Regions from separate parts of the Homo sapiens genome. Here region 1 is linked to region 2. The links are chromatin loops, found by intact Hi-C in ENCODE. Cell type or tissue: PC-9. All regions are shown on one strand. Each heading gives the region's core, and the rest is flanking DNA. Links, peaks and the distances in the headings are about the cores only.

Evidence for each region. A loop is a pair of places that touch in the nucleus more often than their neighbours do. Peaks named below come from ENCODE experiments on the same cell type or tissue, not always from the same donor. Only the 100,000 strongest peaks of a DNase experiment are listed, where the experiment ranks them.
Region 1: it touches region 2 in a loop (4-fold over the local background); 3 of 110 quality-filtered maps call a loop at or near these places.

Annotation. Positions count from the first base shown.
Region 1 is chr6:26,324,663-26,330,046 of GRCh38, reverse strand. TRS-AGA2-1 (tRNA-Ser (anticodon AGA) 2-1) reads right to left here and starts at 2,458; the gene lies at 2,377-2,458. TRR-ACG1-1 (tRNA-Arg (anticodon ACG) 1-1) reads right to left here and starts at 1,907; the gene lies at 1,835-1,907. It overlaps LOC101928743 (a long non-coding RNA gene), which reads left to right. Exons shown (of 3, transcript XR_241992.5): 2 at 960-1,037; 3 at 4,884-5,174. In PC-9, for the core only: no CTCF peak of the experiment used is centred there; DNase peaks (open chromatin) are centred at 1,896 and 2,206; H3K4me3 peaks cover 3,550 bases; H3K27ac peaks cover 3,198 bases.
Region 2 is chr6:26,063,595-26,068,978 of GRCh38, reverse strand. No RefSeq gene overlaps it. Among named protein-coding and RNA genes, the nearest start is that of H1-2, 9.8 kb to the right of the region's middle. RefSeq lists an enhancer at 1,867-2,366 and a silencer at 4,213-4,352. In PC-9, for the core only: CTCF peaks have their summits at 2,888 (motif pointing left), 4,058 and 4,258 (motif pointing left); DNase peaks (open chromatin) are centred at 1,408 and 2,858; H3K27ac peaks cover 2,375 bases.

The DNA of each region.
Region 1 (5,384 bases), core at 85-5,084, 260 kb before region 2:
TCCTCGCAATTCTACGAAGTAAATACTTGCTATTACTCTTACTTTACAAATGAGACAAATTGGGGTTTGTCTGCAAGTTGGGGTTTGCAGAGGTTAACTAACTTGCCCAAAGTCATGCAGCTAGTAAATGGTAGAGCAAAGATAAAACTCTAAACCGCCGTTCTGCATAATTACAAACACTAATATTTACAGCAAACTTCAAAAGTTATTTCAGCTATTCCTTCCGAGTTTTATTAGTAGGACATGAACTCACCTAGTATTATTAAATCCCTAGTAAAATGAGAGGTACCATATGTGACATATAGTAACATGTCCAGATTTGAGCAGGCTGTAGGTGACACTTTTTTTCCTGTTCTTATTTTTCTGTTTACTCAAACTAATACAGATGCATAAGGAGACATGTTTAAAGTAGGATGAAATCTACAGACTGTGCAAAGCTTTTGAACTTTTGGAGAAATGTTTAGACAACTGACGAAATGCTTGGGGTTGAATTAATGAAAAGTGTCTAGAAGCTTAAGCAGTAAAACAACAAGAAAAGACAGTTATGTACTAATGCCGGGGAAAAATAAAAATTGCAAGGAAAGGAAAACTTAACAATGTATTTCTTTGCCCACTTGTTGAATTATGTTTATAAAGTTGTCATATTTTAAGCTACAAATATTAAAGTATCATGTATTGTGCTATAACCATATGAGAAGACTTAGAAAGGGAGCATGTGTGTGTCGGGGGTCCTGGGGTGTGAAGAAGAAAGTGAACCAGTTACTCCTCTTATATAAAGTCAACAGAAGGTCCATACAAACATATTATTTAGAGATATGTAGGTAAATAATTTTAAAATAAGCTATTTAAATGTTTAAAAAGTAGGCTTAACCACTCAGCCACGACTATAGGTGCCAAAAGTTTTCTTAAACGTCGTACATGTTATTATATGTCACATATTGTACCTCTCGCTTTACCAGGAATTTAATAGCTGAGTTCACGTCCTGCCAACAAAACTTAGAAGGAATCAACAAACTTCAAGTTCAGGCGCATATGTGGTAAGCTGAGAATGTTCTTTGGGTGTTTTCTATAATGCAAATCAGGAATATGTTTCAATAACTTTAAAAATTGCTAGAGGACAGGGAGCAGAGAAGAGACTTGATTTTTGTTTCAAGTGATTCTTGAAATTATGAGTATGCGAAAAGGATAGAAAAGAAACCAAAATTGTTTGCTATCTAGAAATTTTCTGTTTGTGAATTCTCAATCGTAACTCTCACAGAATGACACAAGGTTTTCCCAAACGGACGTGGTGGCTCACGCCTGTAATCTAGCACTTTGGGAGGGCGAGGCGGGCTGATCACTTGAGATCAGGAGTTCCAGACCAGCCTGGCCAACATGGCGAAACCTCCTCTCTATTAAAAATACAAAAATAATTAGCTGGGTGTCGTGGCACATGCCTGTAATCCCAGCTACTCTGGAGGCTGAGGCTAGGAGAATCGCTTGAACTCAGGAAGCAGAGGTTGCGGTGAGCTGAGATCGCGCCACTGCTCTGCAGCCTGGGCGACACAGTGATACATCTCAAAAAAAGAAAAAAAAATTCCCCTGTATTAAGTTTTATCAAGCAATGTGAAAATTGGTCAGTTCTGAAACTTATCAATTTAGTGATGTGATTTAAAAAAAAAAAACTCTTATGTATGTAAAACAATAGTGAACTGAAGCTGGAGTCTATATTATAAAAATTTTTGTCATCTTGTGTAATTCTTTTAAAAATTAAAATGATAAAATACATAAAATGTATATGAGTGCCCAGGGAAGGGGCATTTATGTAAACCTCAAAGTTTCCACTAAAGTCGAACGAGCCAGCCAGGAGTCGAACCTGGAATCTTCTGATCCGTAGTCAGACGCGTTATCCATTGCGCCACTGGCCCTCTGACGAACGAAGACAGGCGTTATACCTATAGAAAAAAACGTTTTGGGATTACCGCGTCCTCCTATACATGAATATATGAAATTTTATTTCTTTCTGATCATAAGGATTTTGAACCCAAAACCCTCCAATTAAAACAAAATATAGTTTTATTTGTTCCTTTGACTTGTTTTACTCATGAAGTATGATTCCTTCGTGGGTAATGAGAAATCCATCCTTGTGCACAATGATTCCTTCCTGAACAATGAAATATCCATTATGATGTAACTTGTAAAAGATCAGAGATAAGGTTTACTTTGGGCAATGAGAAATCCATTTTGAGGACCTCTGAGACATAAATTGAAATTGTCCTGCCCTGAATCCCCAAGAAATCCATTTTGATGTTAACTTGTAAAAGATCGAAAGCCTTTTTACACGTGAAATATCGATCGGTCGGATGAAACCTGCTTGAAGATGCAAAAACCCACTGCCGTAGTCGGCAGGATTCGAACCTGCGCGGGGAGACCCCAATGGATTTCTAGTCCATCGCCTTAACCACTCGGCCACGACTACAGATACCAAAAACCTTATTAAATGTCTTACATGTTTCCATACATCACATATTGTACTCCTTTTATTAGGGATTTAATAATAGCTGAATTCGTATCTTAAGAATAAAACTTGGAAGCAATCAACAAACTTCAAATTCAGGCACATACATGATACGCTAAGAATGTTCTTTGGGTCTTTTTTATAATGCAAATCAGGAATATGTTTCAACAACTTTTACAATTCTCATATTTTTGCCTAGTAAGAAAATTATCCTCAGGCCGGGCGCGGTGGCTCACGCCTGTAATCCCAGCACTTTGGAAGGCCAAGGCGGGTAGATCATGAGGTCAGGAGTTTGAAACTGCCCAACATGGCGAAACCCCGTCTGTACTAAAAATACAAAAAAATTAGCCAAGGTGGTGGTGCACGCCTGTAATCTCAGCTACTCGGGAGACTGAGGCAGGAGAATCGCTTGAACCCAGGAGGCGGAGTTTACAGTGAGCCGAGATCGCGCCATTGCACTCCAGCCAGGGCGACAGAGCAAGACTCCGTCTCGGGGGTAAAAAAAAAATAAAAAATAGATTAAAAAAATAAAAAGAAAGAAAATTATCCTCAGTAAATAACACTGATGTTCCACAGAGATCCCCTATATTTTCTGACAAAGTCCAGTGCCTGCGATATACTAACGGCTCAACAAATGTCAGTACAATTGTAACTATCATTGTAAAACCCCAGAATCTAGATTCATCAAAAGGTTCTTCAGTGAAGATAGGCTTCTGTCTTTTCATAAAACTCAGAATATTTTAACCAGCTGAAAGAACATTTCTGAAAGAAACTAGAAAGTAAAAAATATTTTTGCTGGTCAAATCCTCTTTCGTTTATGGGGCCTTCTCTCACAAGGGGAAGAACAACTGCATCTGATATTCTGTGAATAGTTTGAAATTATATTCAAAGACCACTTCCAAAGGAAGAGCAGAACCCCAGGTTCTAAAACTGCACTACCATTACCACAATACTATGCGTGTGTGTGTGTGTGAGTATTAGTGAGCAAGTCAGGGATTCTGTATTTCATCAATGGCCCAACTCTATGAACAGAAGAAGGGTAAGGAATGATTGATGAACTACTGCTCATGTGCGGATGGATTGAAAATCGTCTCTACTCCAGATCTCTCTCCTCTGGGCTCCAGAATATACAGTTGTCCTATTTTTTTTTCTTGCATGTCCATGGGCATCTCAAAAGCAATGCAACCCCAAAGGAATGTTCCATCATTTTCCTCAAACTTAAATTTCCTCCAACAATCCAAATTTTTGATGAGATACCAAAACCGAAGACTGGCTACCAAGACCGAAGACTACCCTTGTCCTTTTATGTCTCTCTGATTCCCTTCCCAGCAGGCCCTCAATTCAACCTTCTAATTAGCTCTCAAATCTGGCTCTTCTTCCCCAGCCCTCAGACCACCTTTTTTTTTTGTTTTTTTTTGACGGAGCCTCGCTCTGTCATCCAGGCTGGAGTGCAGTGGCACGATCTTGGCTCACTGCAACCTCCGCCTCCCGGGTTCAAGCAATTCTCTTGCCTCAGCCTCCCTAGTAGCTGGGATTACAGGTGCGCGTGCCACCATGCCCAGCTACTCAGACCACTTTTTAAAATGAGGTACTTAGTTTAGGTACTTAGAAGTACTCATGAGAAACTTCTCATTAAGTTATTGCAACAACTTCTTAGTCTTTTGGCCTCCAGTTCCTGATCCCTTAAATAATATATTCATTTATTCATTCTTCCAAAAATTTTATTTTTTTAGAATAAAAATAAGCACTTTGTATATGGGTAGTGAGACAGAGAATTGCCTATTTTTTTCAAATTCTTTTTATGTGAAATAGCAAAAGCCAAGCACTTTGCTAGGTACTGCTCATTCAATGGAGAGCGAGATTTCTAAAGGATTACAGAAGTTAACAATAAAACAACTGAGTGCAAGTGAGAAGTGCAGCCCTAACACAGTAAGTAGCCCACAGAAAGAGTTCTGGATCTCAACCACAAAGGTTTTAGGTGGTTGCCTGGAGGGTCACTTAGACTCCAAGCTTCACGAAGAAAGGTTCTAGTTTTACCTTCTTTACCTCTGAGTCCTCCATAGGTGCTTAATTAAGTATTTTTGGAATGAATTATACTTAAGCTCAGATCTGGATCTGAAGGATGTGTTAAAATGAGACAAATTGGTGTGGGGTGAGAAAACGGGGTAGGGTAGTGTTCCAAACCTAAACCTCAAGGAATATGGGAGAAACTGAAGAAAGTTCCCTCTAGTTGAAACATTGCTTTTTGGAGGGGTACTGGGAAGGGCATTGATGAGAGATAACACCGGAAATGTAGTTGAGGGCAGATTATGTAAGTAGAGCTAAGTTAGCACTAACCCAGAATGTGTTTCTGACTGTGTCCCTTACCTCCTTTAATGCCTTTAAGGTACCCTGTGGCCTAGCGAGAAGATCGCAGATGACATGGGAGGCCTTCATCTTCTGCATCTGTCCGACCTTTTCAGCTCCTCTTCTGGTCACTCTGTCAAGGGGGCCTGGAACTCCTGAGAAGTGAAAGGACCAGCCCTATCTCAGATGGTGCGGGTTTCTTCGCCCTGACCTCTGCCATGTTTGCTTGGAGCCCCAGAGCTCATCCTTCAAGGCCTTTTTAAAAATAGCACAGCCTCTGTCAAGCCTTCTTGAAAAATTAAATTTTTTATTGTAAAAACTTTCAAACATATAAAGAATGTGAAAGAATAGGCAATTATCTGTATACTCATCACCCACATTCAATAATTAACATTTTGCCGTCTTAGCCTCATCTACCTATTTCTACTGAATCATATGAAACTCACTTGCAGACATTGTGATATAGAACACCAAAATCCATAAACATGTGTCGCCTAAACATGCGTCTTTTATTTAACTACAATATCATGAACAAAACTAA
Region 2 (5,384 bases), core at 232-5,231:
AAAACTGCTCCAAATTTTTCAATTCTTAAAAATCTTAAGACAATACTTAATATGGCAAATCTTAACTTCTTAAACTTTGTAAGAATGCTAATCAACTTAGATTGGTATAAAGTTGAGTTAAAAATCACAGGATACATCATCTCAGCTATAAGTTTTCATGAGTTGAGTTTTTACAATCACTTGAAATGCTTAGAATAGGAAATACGTATAAATTATTTAACATAAAATATTGTTACAAAACCTCTGGAGTGTCAGTTTCTCTGGCCAGACTTTATGCTGCAGCACCTTTGCCTGAGTTCTTGTCCTGCATCCAGGAAGAATTAGGTACAGAGGCAAGAGTCAAGAAGATTAGTTTTCCAATAGTTCAGCTCACCTAGTTAACTCCTGTTCACAATCTTCAAAGTTATCAGAAACCTGCAATTGAGGGTTATAATCCATTCTTTGCAGAGTTTCAAAACAAGACAACATTTGTCTATGAATGTTAAAATGTCCTAGGGTAGTCACAGTCAAAAACACAATTGACAAAGAAATTTAGTCACCTCTGTGATTTACAATAGCCTAACACAATAACTCTAATTATAACTGATGACACAAACTCAGATATCAGAACTCTAGAAATCCCCTATAATTTTGGAACACACATTCACAGTTTTCACTGAAATATGACCTGAAGATCAAATATCACCTTATTTCAACAATCCTATATAACTAAACGTGTCAAATGATCCTGTTTACCTCTCCTTTGGATACTCCAGGGGCCCTCTGTAGCATCCAAAAGTTAGGGGTTAGCAAAGACAATTTTGAAGCTGTAAAGGCTCAAAACACTTAATGAACCTCTAGTCATATCTGTTCTCTACTCACTAAATGCTAGTAGCACCTCTCAGTTGTGGCTAAGCTGGGAGGATCTCTTGAGCCTAGAAGTTTGGGGACGCAGTGAGCTATGATTATGCCACTGCACTCCAGCCTGGGCAACAATGCAAAATCCTGTCTCAAAAACAAAAACAAAAAACAAATTGCCTATGCTGTGGTTATCTCACAATTAATAAAAAGGAAAAAAAAAGTATGCAGTCTTTGTAGGTCCTTGGGGTTTGTTGGAACTCAGAAAACAATACCCCAAAATAAAGACCGCAGAAGCCAAAGTTTTTCTCTGATCTTCTCCTGCCCTCCTGTCTCTGAGTCCCATTCTCCCCGGAGTCTAGCCATAGAAATGAGAATTCCTCTTCCTCAAGTTAGGTCATAGAAATCAAAACACCTTTTCCCCAGAGCCCAGCCATAAAACCTAAAAATATTACTCTAACTTTCCCTCTGTTTTTCTGTGTAAAAACTGGCCATAAAGAAATTATCTGAACTACCTTATTTGATCATAGATCACCAGACCGCATTCCAGAGAGGATCCAGAAGGAAGGAATGCTGCACAGAGAGGCGAAGAAGAATCTAGACAGACAGGCCTTGCTGGGTTTCCCTACTCTGTTTATTAGCAATCCTATTTCTACACGGCGGCCCATACTTTGTTGAATCTAAAAAATAAAAATGGACAATTTCCCCTGTACATGTTAATACACATTAATAAATTGGATATAAATTGGATAATTTATTAATATACACATTAATAAATTGGATGCAGCCGGGTGCAATGGCTCACGCCTGTAATCCCAGCACTTTGGGAGCTGAGGCGGGCAGACCACGAGGTCAAGACCACCCTAGCCGAAATGGTGAAACCCCGTCTCTATTAAAAATACAAAAGTTAGCTGGGCGTGGTGGCACATGCCTGTAGTCCCAGCTACTGGGGAGGCTGAGGCAGGAGAATTGCTTGAACTCGGGAGGCGGAGGTTGCAGTGAGCCGAGATTGCGCCACTGCACTCCAGCCTGGTGACAGAGTGAGACTCCGTCTAAAAATAATAATAATAATAATAATAATAATAATAATAATAATAAATTGGATGCATTTTATCCTATTAATCTTCCTCTTGTCGGTGGTTTTCAGCGACTCTTCAGAGGCCAAAGAGTAAGTTTTCCCTTAGCCCCTACAGGTTCTTATGTTTAATTTGTTACTCTCATTTAAGACATAATTAAAGTGGCTTCTCCATGAAGATTATTTCTGCATCCATTATTTGGTAAGATTGGCCGTTTTCTCCTTTGATCTCTACTTCACACTGACCCACATAAAACATCACTGCCTGTTTTTTTGTTGTTGTTGTTTGGAGACGGAGTCTTGCTCTGTTGCCCAGGCTGGAGTGCAGTGGTGTGATCTCCGCTCACTGCAAGCTCCGCCTCCCGGATTCACGCCATTCTCCTGCCTCAGCCTCCTGAGCAGCTGGGACTACAGGCACCCACCACCAAGCCCGGCTAATTTTTGTATTTTTAGTAGATACGGGGTTTCACTTTGTTAACCAGGATGGTCTCGATCTCCTGACCTCGTGATCGGCCCGCCTCAGCCTCCCAAAGTGCTGGGATTACAGGAGTGAGCCACTGCGCCCGGCCCCGTTTTTTTTTTTGGTTTTTGCATGTCTTCTCCCTTTTACTGTAAACTATTTCCACTACCAGCGTAGTTATCATTTCTACTGCTTAATAATTGTTTTGGGGAAGTGAATGCATCAACCCACATGAATTTCTTGTCTATTTGACAATTTATTCTCTTTAGGAATAGTATTAACTCCTAAGGTCCTGGGAGCCAGTCTCTGTACTTGGCTGCTCCAGGGTCCTACTTCAGTTTCCCAGCTTCTCAGTACTGTCACTGTCAATTGTGGGTAATAATTATTTTTGTCCACCAAAAGACTCTGTATGTGAATGAGTTTTGAAATCTGCTGAGTAATACAGTGTCAACCCAGTTAATGATTTGCCGGGCGGCTTGATCAGGGGCTGTCCAACTACCGGCATTTTGATTTGGAGCGTCATCTAGTGTCTGAAAGCACAAACAACATCCTACATTGTAAATGCCTTTGGCTACAGAGATTGAAACCAAAGCAAACCTATGTTTTGAATTGTTATTCTTCAGCAGTTCTGCTAGCTTTGAAAAATCTAAAAGTTAAAAAAAAGCTTTATATTTCATTTTCTGCCTAAACTCTTTAAAATTGCTAGTTGACAATTAGATATTTTCAATTTAATGAAATTTTTTTTTAGTTCACAGATTAATACACAATGGGGGAGGGTTCTTATTCTGTTGGACTTTTACATAACCTCCACTTTAGTGCAGTCTGCTTTATGGGGTCTTGTTTGAGGTGTGTGTGTGTTTAAGGGAATGTGGTTTACAATCAAAATATTGGGTTGCTCTTAGGCACATTGTAAAGTCACACACCTGTATTCTTATTGATACATAATGATTAATAACATTATTATTACAGCCTGATCACCATCATTATTGATATATCTAAATAATGAATTTTATAATTTTGCTTCCTGTCAGGCAAGAGCCAATTTCAGTGCTACCATGTTTGTATAGCAGTATTTATGTCTGTCATCCTCAGTCATTTTACTTCACTTGTTCTTAGCCAAACGGCCGAGAAGCGATGGTCATTTTACTTCAAAAATGAAAAGAATTAATATTTTTACGTTTCCCTTAAAGACCCTATGTTTAACCTCCACTCCTGGGTAAAATGGTCTAGTCCCTCCTTTTCATATCATCTCTGATATCTTTTGCACAGCCACTATTACCTACCGTTTTCTAGATCCCTATTCTTCAAACACCACCATGAAGGTAGAGCCTGTCTGAATTATTTTCTTGTCCCCTGAACTCAGTACATTGTTAGGCTTCTTGAAGATGTTGATCAGTTGTTTGTGGAGTGAATGAATCAGCTAGCATGATTTTTCTAGACCACTGAGACAAGTGTCTAAGACACTTGTTCCTTCCCATGTTCTTGCCTGCCTGTGCAATCCATGCAGTCTCATGGCTTCCCAGTGCCTCAGAATTATCCCCTGTCAAACAGGCATTATAATTTCTGTCCACTGAAAAGGACAAAAAACTAAGTGTATAGCTAGAAGTTAAAAATTACCGGCCAGGTACTGTGGCTCACTCCTGTTATTCCAACATTTTGGGAGGCTGAGGCGGGCAGATCACCTGAGGTCAGGAATTCGATACCAGGCTGGCTAACATGGCGACCCCGTCTCTATCAAAAATGTAAAAGTTAGCCAGGTGTGGTGGCTCGCACCTGTGGCCCCAGCTACTCAGGAGGCTGAGGCAGGAGGATCGTTTGAGCCCTGGAGGTTGAGGCTGCAGAAAAATAGGAATATACTCTCTTTCAAGAGTTCGTGGTTTTGACTGCCACCTAGCGTACATCAGAAAAACCGCATGACATAGGAAATGCCTGTGACAGAGGGGTAAGGTGAGAGAGGTTGATGAAGAATGTATTGAAGGAGTGAAAACGCTTCCATCCCTCTACTTACTAAATATATTAGTTAAGTAGTTGGGGCATATTTTAATTCATGCATTTTGTAGATAGAAAAACAAAAGTTTTATTCTGTTTGATTTAGTTGATACTTTAATATGTGTGTGTTTAGGATGCATGATTTATAATCAGTCTGCAGCACTTCTTGGAGAAGTCTGAATTCTCATTCTCCATTTCCTTATTGGCAACGTGAGAATGATTACAATGGTGGTTGTCTCATAGAATGCAGGGAGTCAGAATGAAAATAGTCCATATAATGCCTGGTGCAGAGGAAGGGTTCAGTTAACTGTCTGTATTAATATTACTGATAACAGTCATGACAAACAAAAGCTTAACAACAACACCACCAACAACAGTTGCAGAATTGAGCCACCAATTTGCACACAAGATTGTAGGTAGGATGTTTTAGAAAAGTTATTATTTAATATATGTATATATTTTTGTACTTAAAATATGTCAGAGGTTGTTCTAAGAACTATTTAAATGTTAACTCCTTAATCCTCATAATGACCCATGAAACAGGTAGGCTTATTATTGTCTCTTTACATGTGAGAACACTGAGACACGAAAAGGTTTATTAACTCACCCAAAGTCACACAGCTGGTAAAACGGCAAAATTGAATTTGAACTCAGACATTCCAGGTTCCAAGACAGTCTAATTATTCTTTTGACTAATATACTAAGCTGCCTCTGTATTTTTCCTTGATTACTTTGTAAAAGTATGAGGAAAATATAAGTGCTTCAAGTAACCATGAAAAATATAAACAATCTATGTATCAACTGAAGCATAATTACAAATCCTTTGATAAGCAAACATAATAAAAATTTGATATCAATCAAAACTTTCATGTAATGTAAGCAGGTTGAGATGAATTCTATAGTAAAAAAGTGCAGAGTGCTGGAATACCATGCTCCTAATATATTGGCTAGGCACACCTGCCTGCTATCAAAGGTATGCACACACCTTGGATACAGAAAGTTGGGACTGGGTAGTTATGTGAG